Linked DNA regions of Mus musculus: region 2 is linked to region 1. The links are chromatin loops, found by intact Hi-C in ENCODE. Cell type or tissue: gastrocnemius. All regions are shown on one strand. Links, peaks and the distances in the headings refer to the core of each region. The heading gives the core; the rest is flanking DNA.

Region 1 (9,729 bases), core at 562-8,561:
AGCCTTCCATTTTGATGGTGGCTGAAGTTGTGAAGCACCTCTGCACACACTGTCTAGGGTGGCTTCCTAGTGGCACAGGTGCCAGGTACCTTGAGCAACAGGTGGTGCTGACTCTGTAGTGTGACAGCAAAGCTTCATGAACGTGCACCTGTACCTGCACCTGCACCTGCACATTCACCTGCTAAGATTCTGCTTCTTGGAATCTCTAGAGCATGTTAGGTGGTTTTAACATTAACGTTTAGATCAAAATGGTGGTGACTAAAAGCAGGGCAGAGTAAAGATCCCAGGCTTATTGCCCTGCCTTGGGATTGTGTGTACCATATGAAGGCCTATGCCTTCTCTCATCGGTCTGGAACCTGTATGTTCCTGAAGAATGGCCCCAAGAACAGGCCTGTGCATGTAGGTGATGTGTGTTTTTTCTTTTCTAGTGGGTTGGTCCTTTTTCTTGATACAAGTCCTATCTGGAAAATGCTGGCTGGATTTGCCCTCTTGTTTGGGGAGTTAGGAGTCATGGACATTAGCCAGTCCCCATGAGCCAAAAAGTGGGTTGGAGGGGAGGACAAGAGGTGTGGTAGAGCCCATCCGGCACCCTCAGTCTGGTTAGAAACCATCAAACTAGTAACCAAACCCATATAACTACGCTCACAGTCATTTGGAAACCAGGGAAGAAGAAACCCAGTTGTACCCAGCTCCCCCAGCTGCTGAGGCCTCGGAGAATGTTTATGTCCAGGCTCTTCCTGCAGAAATCTGTTTATTTAAAGTTCTGTGTGTGATGTTTATGTTAGTGGAGGGGGAGTCAAGCATGGGCTGTGTGTGTGTGTGTGTGTGTGTGTGTGTGTGTGTGTGTGAATGCTGCAGTGGGCTCGAGAGGCCTTTCTGCCAGTATCATCCTTCCTGTGTTGGCTGTGGTTCCAGTGGCCAGGGACCTGAGGAGTGTCTCGAAGTGCGACCCATGCTGGCCTTTTCTTTCTGGTCCAATTGTCTGCCTCTCGTTTTCTGCACAAGTGTCTGATGTCATTGACATTGTGGCTCGTGTGCACTTTAGAGCCCGTGGCTCCTTTCCAGGCCTGGGCCACAAGCAGTGTTTGGGGAAGTGGTTTCACTACACATCTTTCTGCCCACAGATGCCACCCGTCTGCCACAGCTTTTTGTGCTACAGCTGTGGGCCTTCATGTAGTCTGGATTGTCCTCTGCTTAGTGGATGTACTTGAACTCTGAAAGCCAGGTCCCAGGCCCCAGCCTTAAAGTGACTAGGTGTGGCTCCTGGCAGCCATGATAGGGTGGGCTTTTCCTGGCTTCTCCCAGATCATAGCCTGTCTGCTGGTGGGATGTGGTGTTTTGTTTTGTTTTGTTTGTTTGTTTTCAGGGAGAAGAAGCCCCACCAGGTGCTGGGCAGCACCATATACTGCTTTTCCTTTCAGGTGTGTGGTGCAAATTCTAGAGGGTTCGTCAGTTGGTCCTGGGATAGGGGGACAACTCTGGTCCTGGATGTTGAAAGAGGGAGAAAAGAGCACAGTGAGCCCCAGGTTGTAGGATTTGGAGGGTTTGTGGCTGCAGCCCTTGCTCCTTGAGGCTTTCTCTCTGACGACTCTCTGCAGCTGGAATCTCCCCAGTGGCCATAGGCAGTACACACCAGCACACACAGTTGGGCATTTGCATTCTCAACTGGTACCTTCTCATTCCCCGAAACCAAGGAATGTCCTTGGGTACCCATGTACCTGCCTAAGCCAGGGAGGCCCTAGGCTGTGTCCTGAGACATGATATGGGACAAGGAGCTGGCTGGGGCTTGGCTGCTGGGTCTGTCACTCCCTTACCTTGGAACTCTAGTTTCAGAATGACTTACACAGACCTCTGCATTGCTCCATGGGTATCACTTAAATTCTTCTCCTTCCTCAAAAGGCAGGTCACTACCTGATCCTGCACCCACACCTGGAGGAATCCCTGTCCAGAGTACCATGGAATCTTGGGAGAAGATGTCATAGTAGGTTCCCAGAAACTTTGATTGGAGTGGACCTTAGGAAGGTCGCTGGGTGTGGAAGGCCTTTGGCAGGAGCCCAGTGAAAGAGAGAACAGGGGTGTGGAAAGTACAGGCCACTCCCTGTCAGGGGCGCTGTGCTCTGAGCAAAGCTCAGAAAGCAAAGCTCAGAAACACAGACTGTGCTGGAGCCCACCCTGGCCACGATCCTTTCCAGAGCTTAATTTTGACATGTCTGCTGTCTTCTGTGTTTCCTGTGGAGCTGCTGGCAGGTTTCTAGTGGCTCTAGAAGCTTACGTTGATGAGGTGGGATGTCAAGGAGGTGGTGTGGGCCTGAATCTCGTGCATCCCTTCACGTTTGTGATTACTACTTATCACATAGCCATTATGGGTCCGAGTCTGCTCCACTGCTGGGCACAGCCTCTTGGGGAGGTGGGACATGGGGAGTTTGTCTGTGCTCATCTCAGCGCTGTCTCTGGGGCAGGTGCTGGGCTCTTCCGGAAGCGCTGATACACTGCTTCGGGGAGTCTGAGATGTGGGAAAGCTAGAGCTGGTTCAGGGGTCCCTGGGCCTGCGACGAGGCTGGGGCCATGGGGTTCTCAGACTCTTAGACATCCAGGTGCCACTGGGAGTCTCAGAAGAGCCAAGAATGGAGTCAGGGGCCACAGGCTGGGGGCAGCGTCTAGCCCAGGGCCGGGAGGGAAGGGGAGCTCCAGCTTGTCCTTGTTTGCAGGAGGCGGGCTTGGTGGCAGCTGTGGCTGGGAACACAGAGAGGTCTTCTATGGGAGACTTAAGCAGTGGCTCTGTAGTCGAATGCCTTCTCCATGGCTCCCTACGGTGGATCTTGATGAAAGAAACAGGCCGTGGTTCTAAATAGTTTATTGGTTGTTCATGGTGGAAAATGAATGCATAATGTATCATACCCACTTCTCAGGGTGAACCTGAGATTAACTACCTTTTGCAGGGAGGAATGTCTGGGAAGGAAAGCTTATTGGCTAAGCCCTCCAGGCCTCCAGGTACCTCATTAGCATGGAGAACTCTGTTTTGGGCCTACGTGACCACAGTACACGTTCCTTTTATGTGAGGAATGTGGCATGTGGTAGGGAGCTGGGAATAAGTCTCAGGTGTGTGCCCACAGAATCTCCGGATCTCAACCTGCTCTATCTTACGCGCTTCCTGGCACGGTTTTACCATCCAACAAGCTATGACTTATCCGTTACTGAGCTGAAGAACAAGCTGCGGCCGTGACGTGCACACTCGCCTCTGTTCTGTGAGGTCTAGTTTTAGCAGGGTTAGAGTAAGGGGCTACAGGAGAAGGGGGTGCAGCCTAGCTCTGATCTTTTTAGGGGCAGATAGGAATTGGGATCTTCAGGAAGTGCTCTTTGCTCTGAGAAAGACAGGGCAGGATGGATATGCCTGGTGGTAGGGCATGCGGTAGGGAAGAGTAGGTATTCGGAATCAGGATATGACGCAGCCTTCACTCACTGGGCAGCCCTCTCAATCTTCTGAAGGGACAACTGGGTGTGGTTGTTGGTACCCCCTAAGTGGGAGCATTTGTCAGTAAGTGAGTTTGGTTCCCTGTTATTGCTTTAATTAGCAATTAAAGTTCAAGACAGTACTGGGCCTCGAACCCAAGGCTTTTGCATGATGGGCAGGAGCTTTCCTACTGAGCCATATGTTGGCTCTTACTTTCACTCTTAGACCCTCAGAATATTATGGTGGGTCATGGAGGAGAATGAGGAACTATGTAGAACCAGATTCAAGGACCAGGTGGAAGTGTGGGTACTGTCTTCAGTTTCTCAGATTCCAGCATGTTTGAGGAGAGTAGTCACCTCCAGTCATTGTGAACCCCAGCTTAAGAGGTGCTTCCCTGCAGTGGGCCATTCAAGTAGTGAGTCTGAGCAGAGCCTGTGCATAGCAGACTCAGGATACCTAGGTTAGCATGCCATTCTGTTTTGTAGGGAGAAGCTGGGGCCATATTGGGGGAGGCAGGTTGGCTTTCAGTGGGTCTAGACAACTTTTGGGAACAGGTTGTTACCCAGGCTTCAAGAGGACAGATGTGGCTATGAGATGGACAGTTGTCACTGGAGGGGCCATAGTAGAGATGGAGAGGGAGGCAGGAAGGGACAGTGACTCATCTGGGGCCATGATTATGGAGTGTGTGGGCAAGCTCTATGAGAGTTGAGGAGAGGGTAGGCATAGCAGCTTAGCTGTGAGTCATGTCCCACAGCAGGACTTCCAATAGCCCAGGAGCATACAAGACAGAGATGAAGGGCCCAGCACAGCTACTTTCTGCTTGCATTGCTGCTGGCTGGCTTCCCATTGTGCTCCCACCTGGCCTCACTGCACACTTAGAGAGAGAGAGCTCTCTGCTGGCTCCTGTTCTGCTTAGAAGGACAGCTGGGCATACACTCTAAGGCCCCTTTGATCTTAATTAGCTTCCTGTTCTGCCCTGTCCCCATATGTAGCCACACTGGGGGCCAGAGTCTCAGCATGAGCTCTAGAGGTGTGATTCAGTCAGGTGAGGGACTTGTATGGAGAGGGTGTTGTGCTTTTTGGTAGAAGCTGCTAAAAGGGGACAGTTGCCACTGGCTGAGTCTAAGAAGATAGGGACATATGGAGCAGACTGGCTTGAATTTTCCATTCTCTTAGACATCCAGGGGTGCTCCTGGGCAGGAGGTAGGGCTGCAGGATGGTGGTACAGGGATGGCATAGTCTTGCAGTGGAGTGTTGGTTGCAGGTGGAGCTCTGGGCACAGAGGAGGCACCATGGCTCCTTCTCTTGATATCTATCTGGCTTTGGTTCATAGCCTTTCTGTGGACTCCCATTATATGGCTTTATTTTATGGATGACAGTGGCTTGGTTCTTCTGGGGAAGGCCTGGCTTCTCTTCAATAGCAGTCACCTGCTTCTGTTATCTTTCAGTGGCTCCTGAAGAGATGGGTGAGTGCTCTAAGGGGGAGGGAGGGCTGGTATCCATATTGGGTTACGAAGGCTGCAGTCCTGACCCCTGGTGTGCCCAGTGGCCTTGGAAATGTGAATGTCTGTCTGTGCAGCATTCCTTAAGACAGGGTGGAAAACTGTCCTCACTTCAAAACAGGATGTCTGTGAATAGCACAAACGGTAGTGTAAAGGATGTTGGGAGTGTTTCTGGGCTTCCAGAGGAGCCAAGCTGGAGAAACTTTACTCTTTTCTTTGTGGGTTCTGCGGTCTGCTGGCTGGCAGTTTCTAGGGTAGTTTCCAGGTTGTATATGTGTCATTGGAAGGTTGTTTTCATTTTGGGTACCTTCTTGGAGTATGTGGGCATGCATGCATTCATGCCTACCTACACATGTGCTCAGAAGCCAGATAGGCAATGGTGGGAGGCCAGTGGGCTGGAAGCCTTTAGTAGCCAGACAGCAGGAGGCACTGGATCCCGTGCACTGTTCACAGATGAGATGGCTTTTTCAGCATGCATAGGTTTTGGTCTGGCAGCTCTGCTTGGCTCTGGGTTGGTCTCTTTGTGAGGTGGGACTGGGATAGCTTCAGTCATATGAAAGAGTGTTATGCTATGGCCTGTACAGAGATCTGTGGAGTTGAGTGTGTCTCTTGGTGATCCTGAGAGACACTGCTGGCTGCTCTTCTAGCAACCTGGTAGCATCCATTGCTCAATGGTGCAGCCAGCTTCATGTTGAGCTCTTTTTTTTTTTTTTTCTTAAGTTTTTTTTTTTTTTTTTAAAGATTTATTTCTTATATGTAAGTACACTGGAGCTATCTTCAGACACATCAGAAGAGGGCATCAGATCTTGTTACGAATGGTTGTGAGCCACCATGTGGTTGCTGGGATTTGAACTCGGGACCTTTGGAAGAGCAGTCGGTGCTCTTAACCGCTGAGCCATCTCTTCAGTCCCCGATGTTGAGCTCTTTAAATGGGCTAGTTCTCTAGGGGAAAAATAAAAACTAAAAAATTGAGTTTTTGTCACCACCCATGGTGCAGAAGCCCCTTGGCAGAGCAGTTTTCTCTAGACACTTTTCATGAAGCCTTGTAGAAGGCTGGCACTGTGAGGAGCAGCCAACAAAACCTCTGTCCACCATTGTTCCTGACTCACATATAATAGGCCCCATTGGGTAGGTGACTCTACAAGCACCAGTGTCCTTTATGTCCCTCAGGCTTCTTAGCCTGGACTCTAGTGTTATACATCGTCTATAGTTCAGGAGCTCTGGCTGAGGGAGACAGATAGGGAGGCCGTGTCCCTGGTGCTTGAGTTCAGGTGCTGAGTATACCTCTGACTTGATGGCATTGAACTGGCTTGCACAACCAGTCACAGGCTTTGGGTAGGTGTTTTGCCCCATCTTGGTGGGAAAGATGCTGTGGCCCTACCTATGGGTCAGAAGTGCAGCTTGTACATTGTGCAGTTCTCTTGTCTCTGTCCTCAGCTGGGGGCAATGACAGGCCTGAAGAGATACGTACTATATGGAGCTGAGGTTGCTCTCCTTTGGGTGCCTATGTCTCAGCCTGCTTGTATGGCTTTGGTACAGGCTCTGTGCTGGGTTTGCCTATCATACATCTCCTGGTAGAACAGTTGTCCCCTCTGTACCCCTACCATTCCAAACTGGGTCCTGGTGGCCAGCTATCTAGGATCTCATTTAATTTTGGATTTAGTGTGGGTTATTAGTCCAGCAATGGTGCTGGGTGCTAGATGTCTTGCCCCAGGGCCCTCAACTGAGCCTAGCATTCACTGGCTGTGTGATTTGGGGCTCTGTGGAACTGCACTAAAAAGGGTAGCCATGCTCAGGCCCCTAGTGGGAATACTGCACATAGCTGACTGTTTCTTTGGAGTAGAAGGCTTGGTTCCCACTTTTACTCGAGGGTACACTCATCTTTTCCATTTACTTGTGTATGCATCATTGCCTACAAGAACAGGATCTAGAGCAATAGAGACTGGACAGTGGGTATTTAGCACCAAGCTAGGGCCAGACACCCTGTTAGCCTCTTCCTTTTTCACAGGTTGTCAGGTTTCTTTTGCCTTACCTGTCCCTCTTCCAGGACCTGTGCTATTTTTGGGCACCTGGCTCTTGGGAAATAGCTGAGTTGGGTAATTAGTTGGACTCTAGCAACAGTTTGGTTAAGTGAGTCCAAGAAGGATGGGCCCTCAGATGCCATCTGGTCTTGGGGTAGAGGAGGCTGGCCTTCTGTGGGAAGAGGCTGATAGAAGTTAGAGAGGGTTGTCCCTTCGCCCCATGGAAGATGTACCTGGAGGATCTGTGTACCTTGGACAGCATTACAGTGTAGGAAAAGACTCTGGGCATACCGGGGGAAGGAGTAAGAGGCAGGGCTGCAGTGTGCTGGGGACCTGAGAGTTGAATTTCATTTTCAGAGGTACTGTCTATGTCTGGCCTTGCCGTGCATCTGGTCACATAGGCCCCATCTGTTCTGTTCCTCCTTTGTATGGTGGGGCCCACACAGCATAGAGATGTTGATGCAGTACTCATGGCCAGTAGCATGGGAAAGAGAAGGGAGATTAGGGGTGTCTGTTTACAGCGATCTCTTCTTGCCCTCAGTTTTCCGTAGACAAAGTCTTGCTATGAAGCTCAGTCCTCAAGTTCATGATCCACCTGCCTCACCTCAGCATTTTGAGTGACGGGCCAAGGACTATATTTTTAGACATATTTTGAACTTGACTTCTTATTTATTACACTCTCTGTCACATATGACCTCTTTGCTTCTAGAAGCTGTGCCACAGGCAACCTTGTCTTTAGAAGCTTTCCTGAGCTGGCTAGCTGGATGAGCTGAAACGGCAAGCTCTGGTTAGCAAGTGGCCCTGGAGAGTGATGGAGTCAACCTTGGGCCTCCATACACGTGCATACATGCACATTTCCCCCCAAACATCTGTGAACAACACAGACACATGGAGGGAGGGGAATAGAAGCTTTATGGCTATGGTCCACAGCTGGGCTCTGGCTCTCCCCATGGTATGTTTTGCATGTGCTGTGGATAGTTGTTGGCCATTGCTTTTCCCACCTGTGTATACAGCTTGGGGCTACCTCTGTTGACCAGGCTTTGTTTCCCATTAGATTGCACTAGCACCTTTGTTGACAATCAGAGTGTAGGTGCATGTCTGCATCTGGACTCGATTCTGTACCACTGCTCTGTGGGTCTTATTCCTGGACCCCATGTGGATGCAGTGGTTTCATAGTAAGTCCTGAGGTCAGCGAAGCCCCTTAATGTTATTCTTCCTTTAAGATTGCATTGCACATTGCTGGTGTGTTTCCTTTCACATATATTTTACAGTTCCTTGCCAGTTTCTGTCAGACCCTGCTAGGATTATGACTGTGCTGCCCTGAATTCATGGATCAGCAGGAGGGTCCATGGAGCCATCTGGATTGATTTGTTGAGGCAGCCTCAGTTTCTCTCACAGCAGTCTGTAGTCCTTAGTCCTGTATGCCTTTTTTGTTTTTGTTTTTTTGTTTTGTTTTTGTTTGTTTGTTTTTCGAGACAGGGTTTCGCTGTCCTGAAACTCACTCTATAGACCAGGCTGGCCTCGAACTCAGAAATCCTCCTGCCTCTGACTCCCAAGTGCTGGAATTAAAGGTGTGCGCCACCACTGCCCAGCCCTGTATGCCTTTTGTTAGGCACTGTCCTGTGGAACTCAGGCTGTCAGTCTTCATTTCATTTTCCAGTTCGTTAGTGTAAGGAATGGAAAAGGAGCTTTAGGACATTACTCTCATATCCCTGACCCCGCAGTCAGAACCGTTGTGTAGCTTCCGGTTTCTTATGTGAACAGTGTCTATAGGTGACATAGCTGCATGTCTTTCTCCAGTCCTTAGTGTGCCCTCAGGACATACATGAAGTGGCTCTGTGTCTAGTAGCTCACCAGTAAGGACACAGCATCTGTGGGGGGGAGGGGGTTGATGTCCCTTAGCAAACAGAGGGCATTTCCTCCTGTTATTCACTGTGAAGGAGTGTTGAACGCTGTCCCATGCTTTTCTGTGTCCACCAAAAGGAGCCTGTAGCTTTCCTCCATTCTGACTCAGGTAGACATCAGTGATGGTTAGATATTCTGATTGTCCCAGGCCAAGCACTTCTTGGTTGCCCTGCTCTTTTCCCTGTAGTTTAGGACCTGCTTGTCTGGGACCTCTGTGACTTCCTTCTTTGCCCACCTCTGAAGCAATGCTGTCTGGCTTAGGTGTCTCTCATACCGTCTCACATAACACACTGGGCTGTTCTTCCCTTCCGACTTGGAAAGAGCTGTGTGAGACGGATGGTATTTCTTCCTTCCGTGTTTATGGTATTCAACAGTGAAGCCATCTGTGCCATTTTTCTTGGCGAAGGGTTTTTTTTTTTCCCTTTGACACTATTCCGAGATTTTTTTAAAATATAAAAGTTTTTGGTTTTATTACATGCTAAGTCTTATGTAAAAAATTAAATTAGGTGTGTGTGTGTCAGTGTGAGTGTGCCGGTATGCACCTGAATGTAGTAACTGTGAGGTCAGAGAATTGTGTCCGATCTCCTGGAGCTAGAGTTACAGTTATGAGTGGGTGCTAGAACTGAATTTGGGTCCTCCAGAAGGGTGTGTACTCTTAAATGGTGAGCCATCCCATTTACTCTCTCTCTCTCCCCCTCCTTCCCTCTATCCAAGGTTTTGTGTGTGTGTGTGTGTGTATATACATATATATATATATATGTAATATATGATATATTTGATTTTTCAAGACTGTCTTAGTCAGGGTTTCTATTCCTGCACAAACATCATGACCAAGAAGCAAGTTGGGGAG
Region 2 (9,729 bases), core at 1,160-9,159, 53 kb after region 1:
AGAGAAGGAAGGCCCTGGGAACAGTCTTGTCACTGGGGTCTGATGGGGTGCAGCTGGATCAGGGTCCCATGTGCAGGCCATGGAGTAGCATGAGTCTAAGAATATGATAAAGCTTCTGATGAAGTTAGGCTCCTTTGCTCTCAGATTCTCTTTGGTTGAAGTTACAGAAGTGCCTTGACAAGATCCATACAGGCATGAGGCAAATTTTGTCCCTGGCTTGGAGCAGGGGTCCTGGAGTTGGTGATACCAGTCTTGAGGGTAGTCCAGGAGCCCCTTGGGTCTTCTCGCTACCAGGGTGACTGGCTGAGGAGCGAGGAGGCTGCTGTATATTAGATCTTGTTGGGCCCAAGTGTTTTAACTTGAAGTGCTTGTTGGTAGGGTTTTGCACATCGACACCTCGTGTGTCTAGATCCAGGGTGTGGTCGTCCTGCCTGCTTCCCAGGGGTAGCCTGAGGTTCTGCCAGTCAGAGTTGCCTATTCCAGAATGCCCGTTGCTGGAATCTGTCTTCCTTCTTTTATCTCTCAAGATTGGAGGCATCACACGTAACTGCTTTATAGGTACTGCTTCCTTCTTCTGTCACTGTATATGTGACATATGATTTGCCTGTTGGTGGCATCAGGGTTCCCTCTGACCAGAGCTATCTGGGCATTTGTGTGTCATTCTCTATGGACACCAGTTCTTCTCAGTTTACTCCAGGAATGTGTGCCAAAGGATGTTCAGAATGTATCCAGGTGAGGGCACCATGACCTATCAGTAGGAGAATGGCCAGGTGTGGAAGGGCATTGTGGCAGCACCTACAGGAGAAAGCTGCGGACAGACAGGCACATGTGAAGAGAAGCATCTGAGTCTGCCAGACCCAAGAGCTGCTCCTGTTTTGTTGGTCTGTGTTTTAGATCCTTTACGTGGTCATATTTGCCGTGGGACTCAGACATTTATAGTCTTCACTGTGCTTCTGCCTCCTTGAAGTCCAACTCTCCTTTGTGGTGGTGCCAGTGGTGGGACCTATGGGGTGGTGAGGCTTAGATGAGGTCTTGGGATAAGTGCCCATGTAAACAAGAGATGTAAACAGGGATGGTCTGCACCAACCCCAAATGTACTAGCATCTTGTGCTTCTGTCTTCAGAACTGTGTGTTCCATTCTCGTCGCAGCCCGTCCTTGCTTTGTGACTTCAAGCAAGCTTTTTCATCCATCTCTACCTCCTGTCCTGGGGTGATGGCACCCACCCCATTAGAGTGAGGATTAAAGGAGTTGTCAAAAAGAAGGGAACTACCTGTGAGTCCTCCTGGCTCAGTACCGCTAGGACACAGTTAAGGGACTTCCTGTACCACAGGGCGGGGCAGCCCTGGCCTGTCCTTCTCAGCTACACATTTGCTCTGGGGATGCTGAAGGCTGTGGAGTGAACTGTGGCTTGGTGCTCTGCATGGAGCAGGCTGTCCTGAGCTCTTGGCAGTTGAAGGGCTCACAGAGAAAAGGGTCTGGGTCTGGCTGAGCTGGTGAGTCCTGTGGCCTCTGAAGACTCAGTGTTACTACTGAAGGACAGACTAGAAATATCAGGTAGGAATGCAATATGCTTTCAAGTTTTCCAGGACCACAGTTTACCAAGTGGAAGGAAACAAATGGAGTGTATTGTTTTTGTTGTTGGTTTTTGAGGCAGGATCTTACTATGTAGCTGGCCTGAAACTGGCTTTGTAGACCAGGCTGGCTTGAACTCACAGAGATCTACCTGACTGTGCCCTATGAATGTGTGAAATTTATTTTAATAATATTTTGAATTAACCCTGTGATTCTAAGCTGTTATTATGGTGATCAGTATAGTTGGTAATTAAATATTTTATGTGTTTTGTGCTGTCTTGGGAATCAAGTGTGTTTTATGTTATCTGTTCAGAACAGCCCGACACGAGGGAAGGTGGCTGGCTGCTGAGTGTCTCAGTTGCCCCTCTCCTTGGAGTCCTTGGAGCTTGCCTTTTCTGCTTTTTACCTGAGAGTTGTATTGATGAAGCTGCTGCCACAGCAGCATGAGACACACCAGGGATTGGTGTGGTCAGTATGTCTTGGTTTGGGTTTCTGTTGCTATGATGAAACACATGGCAAGAGCAAGTTGTGGAGTAGAGGGGTTACTCAGCTTACACTTGCACATCGTGGCCCATCACTGAAGGAAGTCAGGACAGGAGCTCCAACAGGCCAGAGAACTGGAAGGCAGGAGCTGATGCAGAGGCCATGGACAGGTGCTGCTGCTTACATAGGCTTGCTCCTCTGGTCTGCTCAGCCTGCTTTCTTGTAAAACCGAGGACCACTAGCCCAGGAGCAGCACCACCAATAATGGTCTGGGCTCCTCAAATATCATGAGTTAAGAAATTGTGCTATAAGCTTGCCTACAGCCTGATCTTATTGAGTTGCTTTTTTTCCCTTAGTTGAGGTTTCCTCCTCTCAGATGACTTCAGCTTGTGTCAAGTTGACATAAAGCCATCCAGCAGGGTCTCTTTGGGAAGGAGTGTGGTCAGTTTACAGTAGAGTCTTCTCCTAGGGCACAGCTTCAGCAGATCTCGTCTTCAGATGTTTAGAGACATCTCACTGAGCTGTATCAGTGGTCCAGCAGCTTAGCTCCAGGCTAACACAGGTTAGCCTATTGGGCTTTCCAGGGCTGGACTGCTGCTTACTTATATAATTATTAATCTGTAAAGATACTTGTGAGAAGAGCCTTAGATGAAGTGTTCTTAAAAAAAATACTGGGTGCTAGTGCTGTCACCTTCATATGACAGGTCTCATTTCTCTTATGTCTTCGTCCTTCCTTATGTCTCTCATTTCCTAAGTCAGTAATGGCATCCCCAGTCTGTGGCACACTGGGCTGCAGTGCTCTAGTGTGCTTGGATTGCAATGTGCTAGGTCCCCCTGGGCCATAATGCTGAGGGGCATGCCACATCATTGTGGGCACCCCTGGGGTCAAGGTTGTCCTCAGCCTTTCCTCCAACTTCCTCAGAAGTTTGGAGGTTGATACCCAGGTTTAAAGATAAGGAAGTTGAGGCTTAAAGAGGCAGTGAGATATGCTCGCAGCCACATGGCTCAGTATTGTCAGGATCCGAGCCCTGTCACTGCCGTCCCAAAGCCATGCTTGCCAGTGACAAACAAGAACTGGGGGAAGAGGTGAGCAGGCCCTTGTGGAGAGAGGAGCTGCAGGACTGAGGATCTGTGGTGTGTGTGGTGGGGTCGGGGGGGGGGGGGGGAAGGACTGCTGCGCACTCAGAGTCAGGCCAGAGTGTGAGAAGCAGGCCCTGAAGAGGAGTGACACCCTCTCCTGTCAGGGTGGAACAGAGGACAGTGGCAGGAGACTCAGTAATGCTGCAGGCCTTCCTCTCCAGCACAGGCTGTGTGTCATTTGTCATGCCAGAGGAAAATGGGTGGAGCAAGACACTTAAAAAAGAAAGTTGGTTGGGCCATGAGGACTGTGCTCGGTGGTTTTGTGTCAACTTGTCACACGCTGGAGTTATCTGAAAGAAGGGAACCTCAACTGAGAAACTGCCTCCATTTGTTACAGCTCATGGAGCTGACAGGGGCTCTGGGAACCTTGGAGGCTCTGGACTGCACAGATGGGGCTCCCCTTTCTACTGTGTGCCTCACAGTAAACACCAGTGAGCTAGAGGTGGCCAGAGTGAAGAAGGACTTTACAAGACTCTGTGTGGCAAGCAGCTTCCTGAGAGAGCTGTCCAATGGCACCACAGCTTTTCTGGCTGTGCTCACAAGGCCATGGCCCTGCCGGAAAGCCAGGGAAACTAGCGGAGGCCTTGCAGCTCTGTGCATGCGGTCTTCAGTTTGAATTTGCTCTGATCTTAGTTAGAGGCACAGGCTTCTTAAATGAAAATGAATCAGTCTGTATAGTTTAGAATTCCTTAAGCATAGGGTCCAAAGACAGGACCTCGTCCCACAGCTTCTGTCTGTCACTCTTCACGGGCTGCAGGCTTCTCCTAAGTCCCCATAGGAACTGCTAGGACTTTTGCCCACAAGGGAAGAACACAGCAAGAGCCACTGGCCTCACCAAAAAACCTTGGGCTGTGCTTTTAGGCCAGCTACATTGCCTGCTCACAGGGTCAGTGAAATTTACAGTGTCCTGTGCAGAGCAGTGCGCCCTGACCCCCCGCCCCCAAGCTGGCCCTCTGTGCTAGGCATGGACTTGAGAGAGGTCGTTGGATGAGGCCTGCCACGAGCTGTAGCCACGAGCTGTAGCTAGTGAATCCCAGACTAGAGAACCACAGACCCAGGTATGGGGTGCCTGTTGCCCAGCCCATATGATGTGGTAGAGCCCCCAGCTGAGCCCCGGGCAGTGGGTGCTTAGAACCTGGCATTGGTCGCAGCCCAGAGAGCTCTTTTGTCCCTAGTGCTTATCCTGGTGGCCGGGCTCCTGTAGTACAGCCTGCAGGATGGAATTCCTTTTTAGGTCACCAGTACTCCTCTTTGGAGGAAACCTACCTAACAAGGCCTGGTTGTTGCTATTTTTAGCTCTGCTCTTGGCAGTGTACAGGGTCGATGACCACAGGCTCACAGTGTAGGCTTCCTGGGAGCTGAGCTGGCCCTGTACTCAGGCATCTGCACTGTGTCCCAAACAGAGAAGGACTTATTGTTGGAAGGCTGTGTTCCAGCCTGCATGGTGTATGTAAACCCCTGTGCTCTTTCTGGCCAAAATGTCTAGTTCACGCTTTTCCAAATATTTTACTATATTAAATGTTAGTTAATGTATTTTTGAGCTTTCCTTGAAGACTACATTCACAGAAATGGCACTAGAACCTCTCTGCAGCAGCTGCGTCATCTTTAAGTCAGAAGTGGCTCCTTGTGTCCTGGAGAAGACCTGTCAGTCCCATTGTCAAGCAAGGGCAGCACTGAATGGAATTCCATGCAGTCCACAGCTACTTCCTGTGGAGGGCTGGAGTTTATTTTCCAGGGTATTTCCCACCAGCGGTGCCATGATGTGACATCTGATAGCAGCTGACTTTACGCTCTATCCTCCAGACATCCTGCTGCCAGGCAACCTGTGAGGTCCACTGGCTTCACCAAGAAAACTGACTGTGTTGCTCTCAAGCCAGCTATGTTGCCTGCCCAGGCTCTTCAAGGGCACAAAGCTCCTTCAGGCAGCCAGTTCAGACCAGCACAGGGGCCAGCTGGTTGTCTTGTAGCTGCTATGAGGATATTACATGAGATCTCCAACTTCTCTGGTTTTGAGTGGGACAGCCTGTGCCCATCATGACGATATCTTGCTTGCCCTTGATGTAGCCTTTGGCACAAATGCTGATTCCAAACAAGTGTCACTTGTCCTCCTGTGCTGGGGACTTGGTTCCTACATTCTCATTAATACCTTACAACATTTATCTAAGGGGAGGAGTCACACTACAGACTCTCAGCTGTGGCTCGAGACCTCTGAAGCCAGTGGCAAAGCAAGAATCATAGTCCTGTGTGGTTCCTGGATAGCCCTTGCTTTTCCTCTGCTGACTCCACCCTTTGCTAAGTGGGCAGCTACAACTGGCTGGCAAGCTCTCTGGAGCCTACGGAGTGCTCAGGAGCTGTGGGTCAGACATTCGATGCTGCTATTATTAAGAATCAAATTATATGAAGTAAGTGACATAATGAAGTAAGTGACAGTGAGACTGAAGATCGTGATAGCCCTGGGCTCATCTCTCCTTAATGACTGTGTGGCGCTGTCTCTGCCTGTGGCCCTGGTTGACCTGCCTGTGCTGTGAGTCTGCAATTGCTGCTACATGGCATGAGTTACTGGTATCTCCACCCACAGGGTGTGCTCGAGGCACTGGCCCCAGGGAAATAGGTAGGTGCTGAATACCACCCTTCCCCAGGCTGGTATTGCTTGTATAGTGAGTTGAGCAAGCACTCTCATTTGACACTGAGGAGCCTTCTGTTCCTTAGCCAGTGATTCCTGGCACACTTTAGAAACCAGCAGTATACTATGAGCCTGCATTGTCACCATACACAGTGGCTGGGGCAGCCCTGCATGTGATCTCAACTGGGGCATGCGATCTGGTCCTTGTGCCAGCCTTCAGACAGGGGGAGTCACGTGGTCTGAGCATAGCTCCTCACTGCCATGGGCGCTGACACAGGCTGAGCTCCACAACAGGACAGCTGTAAGGAACCTGCCTTCTCATCAGCAAAGGAGGGAAGAACGGAGATTCCAAGGGAAATCAGAATTTCCCACAATCCAGGCTTGCTCACTGTGATGCTTCAAGGTGGGTTTCTAAAGACCATTCCAGTAATTCCAGAAGGGACTATCTTGGTGATTCTCAACTTTTTTAATGCTGCGACCCTAATACAGTTCCTCATGTTATGGTGACCCCCCCAACCATAAAATTGTTTTTGTTGTTACTTTGTAACTGTAATGTTGCTATGGTTATGAATAGTAAACAACTGCTTTTTCTGATAGTGTTAGGCAGCTCTTGTGAGAGGTTGCCTTGTGGGTATCACTTTTGATACCCAAAGGGGTTGAGACCCATAGTTTGAGAAACGCTGGACTATGGTCACTGGCTGAAGGGGATGTAAGCTTTGGGTCTCTGCCTTTCAATACATTTGCCTGATCAGCTACAAGCCTGTGGAAGTAGAGGACAGAGACATGAACTCCAGGCCAGCCCCCCACCCCAGCTAAGCTTGGCAGATTTTCTTTTTAGATTTATTCTATTTTATGTGCAGGAGTGGTTTTGCGTACATTCATGAGTGTGTGCCTCATGCATGCATGATACCCTCAGAGGCCATAAGAATGTGCCAGATCCCATAGAACTAGAGCTATGGGTGGTTATGAGCTGGAAACCAAAATCAGGTCTTCTGGAAGAGCAGCCAGTGCTCTCAAGTACAAGGCCTCTCAGCAGCTGGCAGACTTGTAATGTTCTCCCCAGCTCCTCCGCTTCCATTGTCTTTAAGCAGAACTGGACTATGGGGTGAGTTATCCACAGATGTTATTATGGTTATCTGCAAAGGAACAAGAAGGAAGCCCCTTTGTCATTGCACTCGAAGGACAGCACTGAGTCCTAGTGAACAGCAGCCATGACTCAGGGCCTCATGGTTCCCTACAGGTCATGGTCAGAACTGATTGCTCTGGTAGTAGAAATTCAAATTTTTGTGAGTTTGTTGGGACATTCTTGACAAATGGTTCATCCATCTAGTTGGAATATTTAGGTCTACACCATGAGTCCCTCAACATGACCAAGATGTGACTGGGCATTGCAAATAAAAGCTTTGGGGCCTGTCATCCCTTCTGTCCTCTGCTGCCACCATGCAGCTAGCTGGCTTGCTTTATGATAAACCAGTATTTGTGGTGTTTGTTTGTTTGTATAAACAGACTCTAGTAATGTGTGTTCTTTTCTTATGACTCTTGTTCTGTGTTCAGAGGACAGCTTCTGTGACTTCCATATTTTAAGATTTATGGAGATTTGGTTTATGGCCAGAAGAAGGCTTCTGCTGGAGAACGCATCTAACAAGAGCTCACATCCTATAGACAGTGAGCGTGTCATAGAATTTGTGACGTCATAGGTTTTGGCTTCCAGTTATGCTATCCCGTGTCTTGGTTGTGTTTGTATTCATGAGAGTGTGTGCTTGTGTGAGTGTGTGTACACGTGTGTGCCATGACCGTGAGTCTGCACATGAGTGTGTGTACACGTGTGTGCCATGACTGTGAGTCTGCACATGAGTGTGTGTACACATGTGTGCCATGACTGTGAGTCTGCACATGAGTGTGTGTACACGTGTGTGCCATGACTGTGAGTCTGCACATGAGTGTATATGTTGCTTCTTCAGTGACTGTGGCTCTGTTTCTTTTTCTGTTATTTTTGCCCAGAGTGCTTTGTGTTGTCGCCCCTTCCCTTAGGTCATTTTTCTGTCTTCCTCTCTGATGGTTTTGAGTTTCATCTTCTGAGGCCTTTTCTGGCATCAGTACTGACTCTGTCCCCATGAAGTGGCTCTTTCTTTGAATAAGTGCTTCAAACCTGTGCCTTCCTAATGTGGGGTCTTGGTTGGCAGCACACCTGAGGCCTCTCTACAACTTACCACCTTCCACCGGCTGTCCAGACTGACTCCAGGGCCAGCTGGTGAGCTGTCTTAGTGGGTTTGGTTCTGGGGACAATCTCAAAGAACTGTTTCCTTTTACACAGCCACATCATTCAGAGCAGGTCCAGACTTGCTATTGTGAGCATCAGTGGGCTGGGTTGGGTCTGCCCTTCATGCTTGCTTGCTGCGTGCATACTCTGCTTTTTGTTCTTTGTTTCTCATTCCTACTTTGTTTTGTGTTTTGTGTTCTGTTCTGACTTATGTTTTAGATGTTTGCCTTTTTACTGGCATTTTGAGTGGTTGCCCTAGTTTTGTGATACACAGTCATGTGTCAATTAACAGCAGGGACTCATTCTGAGAAGCATGTCATGAGATACTTTTGCTAGGCACGCATCCAGAGTATACTCATATACTTTGGTGGCCAGGGCAGGCATTCAGGGTAGCCCTTGGATGTAGTAAGGGGGTGTGATGATTAGAGATGGAGGAGGCTGCTGCTGCTGCACTGTAGGCAGACCATTTTAGAGAAGTCTTTTTTTAGGAAGGAGGAGTAGAACACTCTATCTCTGAAGATACAGCACACTGAATATGTAAACCAGGAACAGTCATCTGTGCAATAGTGGCTGTGTGCTGGCATTACCACAGACACCAACACCATGCCATCATGAGGTGGTAGGGTTTCCAGTTCCATTACTGGAGACCACTGTTCCATATATGGCTTGTCATTGGTGACAACATCAGATTGGGTACATGATGGAAGAGGTAAAAATGCTCCCCTATCTGTGTGGAAACCTTGAGGTTGTAAAGAGTTATATGTAGTGTATAGTTGTACCTGTGGGTGCTGAAGAACCTAACAGGCACTATCAGTGACTGAACCTGGGATCTGCACCTTGTTAGCCAAATTTGTTTTAGGAAGTGGGGCATAGCCTGTAGCTGGTTTTATGTTCTCCCTGAAAGCTCAGCTCTTACACACACACAAGTGGCTAGCAAGGCCTAAACAGATAGTCCCTACCTGGATCACCTAGATGTCTTAGAGCACTGTTGGGACAGACATGCTCCATTTCCTTATGAGAAGCTGGCTTGGCAGTACCCTCAGTGGATATAGTACTTTGTCCCCTTGAAATGTTTCTGAAGGTGTTTCTATGGTTTCCTTCCTTTGACGTTGCTTTTGCAGAGTCCAGTCCCAGGCTGGGCTTTTGCTGTTACTGTTTGTAGGGCTTTTGCTCCAGAGGCCTTGGAGATGTTTTCAAGTTTGTTTCGGGTGCTCTAGGGGCCTGTTTCTGGGCAAATTCAATCTTGTTTCCTGTGATGGTGGCCAGTGCTGCTCTGCTCTGTCCTGCTTCAGCTCTGTATCCTCCTCCCAGCCGGTTGGCTGTCACTCCCTCCTCCTGCTTCCTTCCTGCCTAACAGGACTTCTCACTTACACAGTGCTGAGGTTCCTTGCTTGCTCTTTCCTGGTGCCCATTGTGATTTGTTCTTCCTGCCATCACTCTATTCCGTGAGCACTGTGGTCCTCGTCTCCTGTTTGGCTCTTCATTTCTTCTTGTGGTGGTTCTGGCTCTGTGGTCACAGTGAGCTTAGCTTACTCTGCTGCATGGTTATCCTGTAGAGGCTTCTCTGTATGCAGGACTTTTAACCCTCAGCAGCATGCCAGGGACTCCTGGAACTTGCTGTTCCCAGCTGTGGTGGTAGCTTGCGAGATT

The links. Peaks named below come from ENCODE experiments on the same cell type or tissue, not always from the same donor. Only the 100,000 strongest peaks of a DNase experiment are listed, where the experiment ranks them.
Region 2: a loop joins it to region 1, with 1.9 times the contacts of the local background. A loop is called at or near these places in 7 of 42 quality-filtered maps.

What each region holds. Positions count from the first base shown.
Region 1 is chr7:139,411,544-139,421,272 of GRCm38, forward strand. The region is part of intron 1 of Inpp5a (inositol polyphosphate-5-phosphatase A); the gene reads left to right. Among named protein-coding and RNA genes, the nearest start is that of Gm46004, 27 kb to the left of the region's middle. In gastrocnemius, for the core only: no CTCF peak of the experiment used is centred there; a DNase peak (open chromatin) is centred at 4,341; H3K27ac peaks cover 245 bases.
Region 2 is chr7:139,463,646-139,473,374 of GRCm38, forward strand. The region is part of intron 2 of Inpp5a (inositol polyphosphate-5-phosphatase A); the gene reads left to right. Among named protein-coding and RNA genes, the nearest start is that of Gm46004, 79 kb to the left of the region's middle. RefSeq lists an enhancer at 2,731-5,965. In gastrocnemius, for the core only: a CTCF peak has its summit at 4,396; DNase peaks (open chromatin) are centred at 4,443, 5,033 and 6,030; H3K27ac peaks cover 5,034 bases.